Regions from separate parts of the Homo sapiens genome. Here region 2 is linked to region 1. Evidence: read pairs that join two places in POLR2A ChIA-PET (ENCODE). Cell type or tissue: GM12878. All regions are shown on one strand. Each heading gives the region's core, and the rest is flanking DNA. Links, peaks and the distances in the headings are about the cores only. Region 1 overlaps TXNRD1 (thioredoxin reductase 1). Region 2 overlaps TXNRD1 (thioredoxin reductase 1).

What was found. ChIA-PET counts read pairs that join two places held together with the same protein. Peaks named below come from ENCODE experiments on the same cell type or tissue, not always from the same donor. Only the 100,000 strongest peaks of a DNase experiment are listed, where the experiment ranks them.
Region 2: POLR2A ChIA-PET joins it to region 1 with 5 read pairs; 15 of 35 experiments call an interaction of 5 or more read pairs at or near these places.

Annotation. Positions count from the first base shown.
Region 1 is chr12:104,274,950-104,277,758 of GRCh38, reverse strand. The region is part of intron 3 of TXNRD1 (thioredoxin reductase 1); the gene reads right to left. The region is part of intron 1 of TXNRD1-AS1 (TXNRD1 antisense RNA 1); the gene reads left to right. Among named protein-coding and RNA genes, the nearest start is that of TXNRD1-AS1, 4.5 kb to the left of the region's middle. RefSeq lists an enhancer at 1,640-1,809. In GM12878, for the core only: no CTCF peak of the experiment used is centred there; DNase peaks (open chromatin) are centred at 1,125 and 1,358; H3K4me3 peaks cover 1,043 bases; H3K27ac peaks cover 644 bases.
Region 2 is chr12:104,325,875-104,328,683 of GRCh38, reverse strand. TXNRD1 (thioredoxin reductase 1) reads right to left here. Exons shown (of 17, transcript NM_001093771.3): 12 at 2,261-2,337; 13 at 1,013-1,169. Among named protein-coding and RNA genes, the nearest start is that of EID3, 24 kb to the right of the region's middle. In GM12878, for the core only: no CTCF peak of the experiment used is centred there; no DNase peak of the experiment used is centred there.

The DNA of each region.
Region 1 (2,809 bases), core at 154-2,653:
AAAACCGGTAAAAACAACAAGTAAATCCGGTAAACTTGATTTGTAGGGACAAAAAAAAAACCCCGGTAACCTTCTGATAACAAACAAGGAAAATCATCCATGAATCATCCACCCTGAAAACTCTGGAATCTACTGAGGGGACTATGACCTGTAGTCATTCTGTCTTTATTTCTTTTGTTTATTTGTTTGTTTTTTGGAGACAGAATCTTGCTCTGTCATCCAGGCTGGAGTGCAGTGGCACAATCATAGCTCACCACAGCCTCAAACTCCTGGGTTTAAATGATCCTCATGCCTCAGCTTCCCAAGTAGCTGGCCAGAGGCACACACTACCGTGCCTGACTAATTTTTTTTTTTTTTTTGAGACAGAGTCTTACTTTGTTGCCCAGGCTGGAGTGCAGTGGCGCGATCTCAGCTCACTGCAAGCTCCGCCTCCCGGGTTCATGTCATTCTCCTGCCTCAGCCTCCCTAGTAGCTGGTACTATAGGCGCCCGCCACCACACCCAGCTAATTTTTTTTTTTTTTTGTATTTTTAGTAGAGACGGGGTTTCACCGCATTAGCCAGGATGGTCTTGATCTCCCGATCTTGTGATCCACCCGCCTCGGCCTCCCCAAGTGCTGGGATTACAGTCATGAGCCACCGCACCCGGCCTATGCTTCATTTAAAAAAATGTTTTGTAGAGACAGGGTCTCGCTTTGTTGCCCAGGCTGGTATCAAACTCCTGGGCTCAAGCAGTCCTCTCACCTCAGCCTCCCAAAGTGCTGGGATTATAGGCATGAGCCACTGTGCCCGGCTCCCATCTTTATTTCTTATATCAAGCTATATGAAAGACATCTGTTTACATGTCCCCACTCTTAGAACCATCACTTAATGAACACCTCTGTGCCAGGAACTTTACATGTTCTCAGTCATCTCAATAACCCTTTGGGATATATATTATTATCTCCATTTACAGATGAGTAACCCAAGTTTAAGTGACTGTCCCAAGAGCCGACAGCTAGTCCAGGATTTACGCCTGCATGCTCTTCACTCTCCACCACAGTATTATTTACTTGAGGGGTTGGTCTTTCTTACCCTGGCATCTGGCACAGTGCCTTTCCCATAATGGGCACTCACTCAAGCTTCAAATTCAACTGGCACTTCAGCAGGCTTTTGACTGTTAGTGAAGTGGAAAAGAGAAGAAAGGGAGTGTAAGGTGTTCTGGTAAACCAGTTCTGAGTGGTGGTGGGGAGGCCCTGATTTGTAGTATTTGCTAATTTCTGGAGTTGAATACTCCCACTTTGGCTAATTTCAAGCTACCAACCTACTTGCAAAATTCCTTGATGTTTAACAAGGGGTCTCTTGAGCTGGTACGAGCCAGCTCCAGCACACTGCCCAAAGGCTCAAGTCGTCAGGTACAAGTTACTTTCACTTCTCTGTCTTCTCTTCCCAGCAGCTCTCTATACTTACATGTCACTGCAACCTCAGAAGAATAAGGATTGTTCTACCTCTGCTAAAGCTCGCCTTTACCAGAGCACTACAACCTATAACCTATCCCAATTCCAAGTGGTCTTAGGGGACCCCACCTTTCTTCAACATCCTCTTCCTATCTTGTATTCAGGGCCGTTTAAGCCATTCCGCCTTCAAATGTGCCCAGGTCTCCTCTTTTGTAAATCTCTGGGCTAATCCCATAGCATCATCTGGCGTTCTACTAACAAGCAGTATAGCTCAATAGTTATAAGAGCCCGCAATGAAATCACGTAACCTGGCTTTTCTGCTGGCAAACTGTGTGCCCTTAGGCAACTTCTGTTACCTCTCTGTGCCTTTGTTTACTCATCTATAAAATGGTGATAAATACAGTATCTACACTTCATGTGGTGATTGTGGAAAACGAGATGAGTAAATAGATGTAAAGGATGTAAATAGATGTAAAAGACTCAATAGCTTAGTTATTATAATCATTATGTCCTCATGCATGGTATAAATCCATGATGACCTCAGTGTGGTTAGAAGTTTGGATTTTCCCCTTTTACAGGTTGGTCATTCACAGTAACTGTCAACAAAGCATTACAGTGGACACCGATCAAAACTTAACTCAAGGCTGGGTGCAGTGGCTCATGCCTGTAATCCCAGCATTTTGGGAGGCTAAGGCCGGTGGATTACCTGAGGTCAGGAGTTCGAGACCAGCCTGACCAACACGGAGAAACCCCTTCTCTACTAAAAATACAAAATTAGCCAGGCATGGTGGTGCATGCCTGTAATCCCAGCTACTCAGGAGGCTGAGGCAGGAGAATCGCTTGAACCTGGGAGGCAGAGGTTGCAGTGAGCCGAGATTGCACCATTGCACTCCAGCCTGGAGTAGCACATTCATTTTTTCATTTTACTTTTAATTAGCAAGCAGTCTGTGGCTAAGCATGCCATTTTCCGCAGTGCATATATTCTCATTACCCAGAGCTTGTCTTTTCTTGCCAGAAGAAGAAAAACATAATTTTCTTTTTTTTTTGAGATGGAGTTTGGCTCTTGTTGCCCAGGCTGGAGTGCAATGGTGCGATCTCAGCTCACTGCAACCTCTGCCTCCTGGGTTCAAGTGGTTCTCCTGCCTCAGCCACCCGAGTAGCTGGGATTACAGGCATGCGCCACCACACCTGGCTAGAAAAACATAATTTTCTTAAACAACTTGCTAAAAGGAGTGAAAGGAACATGAAAAACCTCTTTAAAAATTAGTGCCTGCATTCTGCATTACATGTACACACATGCGTAATATGCACATGCTAGTACATGCAGAATATTTCCCTTCTGCAATCCATTTGCTTTTGGTCGCTCAGTGTCCCA
Region 2 (2,809 bases), core at 217-2,716, 51 kb before region 1:
GGGTTCAGGCCATTCTCCTGCCTCAGCCTCCAGAGTAGGTGGGACTACAGGCGCCCGCCACCACCACGGCCGGCTAATTTTTTGTATTTTTAGTAGACACAGGGTTTCACCATGTTAGCCAGAATGGTCTCAATCTCCTGACCTCGTGATCTGCCTGCATCAGCCTCCCAAAGTGCTGGGATTACAGGCATGAGCCAACGCACCTGGCCTCTAAGACAGATATTTTCTAAGGACTGGGTAATAAGGCCTGAATAGTGGTTTAAGCTACTTTGTACACTGACACCATTACCTAAATCCTCAAGTCCTTTTATAGCCTAGATAAGTGCCATAAAAAGACTCAGAACATTTTATTTATACTGGTAATGATGAAATTGACATAAAATACAACTGTTTAGAGTATATGGATATAAAGTACACTATTCAACAACAGTGCTGAAAACTTGATTAATCAAGCTCTTTTTATTCATAATGTGAATCCAAGATGTCAATTTTCTTTTTTTTTTTTTTAATTTTTTTTTTTAGATGGAGTCTCGCTCTGTAGCCATGGCAGGAGTAGAGTGGCACAATCTTGGCTCACTGCAACCTCTGCCTCCCAGTTCCCCGTTCAAGCAATTCTCCTGCCTCAGCCTCCTGAGTAGCTGGGATTACAGGCATGCGCCACCATGCCCAGCTAATTTTTGTATTTTTAGTAGAGATGGGGTTTCGCCATGTTGGCCAGGCTGGTCTTGAACTCCTGACCTGGTGATCTGCCTGCCTCAGCCTCCCAAAGTATTGGGATTACAGGCATGAGCCACTGTGCCCGGCGGAGTGTCGATCTTCATAATAAAGTCACAATGTACAGCAGCCTTAATAATATCTTGTCTGGAATACAACTAATAAAGGACATCTAGGATGCCATCACCAAAATAACTAAATTATTCAAGATCTGCGAAACTTCCCAACTGCCCCCTAAATAAGGAACTGGGAGTATTACTGACAACAGTATCTAATGGGCAACAAGCACAACACTCACCTTGACAGTGGAACCTGCATAGAGCCTCTGAGCCAGCAATCTTCCTGCCTGGATTGCAACTGGGGTGAGCTCCACCTTATCCTCCAATATATCGCCAATGGCATAGATGTAAGGCACATTGGTCTGTTCTTCATCTGTGACAGGTATTTTTCCAGTCCTGCAATTTTATTCAGTTAAAAATCATCATTAATTACCATTATTAATTAAGGAGAACAAAATCTTCCGTTTTTTCAGGGAAGCCCAAAATTGTGACTCTAGCTGAGGGCAATGTTCTAATGTGTTAAAAATAAAACAAAACAGCTCAAAGGAACAAAAATCTTATCAGATAATGACAATTCTGTCCACGGTTCTGAAAATCAAAGAAATAAGAAAACTCTAAGAAATCTGAGAATGGAAGAACTCCAACACAGTGGTTAAGAGTGAGGATTCTAAATTATAACTCCCCTCAAAATGGATAAAAGAAAACAAACAGGAAACACTAATGTGAATGGCACTGGAAGAAAAGTTTCATTTCTTCATAGTTGAAGAGCTCAACTATGGTAAAAATTAGGTTTAAAAAATCTAAAATTCGGCCAGGCACAGTGGCTCACACCTGTAATCCCAACACTTTGGGAGGCTGATGTGGGTAGATCACTAGAGGCCAAAAGATGGAGACCAGCCTGGCCAGCATGATTATAGGTGTGATGGCAGGCGCCTGTAATCCAGCTACCAGGGAGGCTGAGGCACAAGAATCACTTGAACACAGGAAGCAGAGGTGGCAGTGACATGAGATTGCACTACTGCACTCCAGCCTGGGTGACAGAGCGAGACTCTGTCTCAAAAAAACAAACATACCAACAAAAAACTAAAATTCTATAATTGACCAATGCTGTAAATAACTGAAATAGTATTAAATATGACATAATGGGCCAGGCACAGTGGCTCACACATGTAATCCCAGCACTTTGGGAGGCCAAGGCAGGTGGATCACCTGAGGTCAGGAGTTCGACACCAGCCTGACCAACATGGCGAAACCCCATCTCTACTAAAAATACAAAAATTAGCCAGGTGTGGTGGTGCATGCCTGTAATCCCAGCTACATGGGAGGCTGAGGCAGGAGAATGGCTTGATCCCAGGGGACGGAGGTTGCAGTGAGCCGAGATCGTGCCATTGTACTCCAGCCTGGGAGACAAGAGAGAAACTCCATCTCAAAAAAAAAAAAAAAAAAAAAATCCCACAAATATGACATAATAAAGATTTTTTTCTTACTTTTCATTTATCTTCACCCCTACGGTTTCTAAGCCAATTTTTCTTGTGCAAGCATCTCTTCCTATTGCCAGCATCACCTGAAAAATTATTAATATATTAGTGACTAATAACAAAAAGGCTTTGCATTTATTACCTAATCATATTTTTCTCTGCTTATTAAGCTAATCTGATTTCATTTTTCAAACTTGGAAATAAATATTTCAGTAAGAAAGTAATGCAAGAGTTTAAATAAATTAAAATCTTCAGAAAAAAATCCTTTGAACATATATGATATAGTAGAAATTATTTTCCACTTCTGATTAGGAAAAAGAGAATTCATAATGCCTTAATAAACCTATCCAAGTTTAAAGACAATGACATCATAGTCTGTAACTAAATTATTTTTTAAGTGGTTGCGTGGGGAGATGAAAGGAAAGAACACGGGACAGAAATTCTGGCTCATTTAAAAATTCTGTTGCCTTTGTATAGCCATTTGACTAATAATACTTTAAGTTACAGTGGAAAAAATCTGAAGCCATCCGTTTACCAAAACAACTTTTTTTTTTTTTT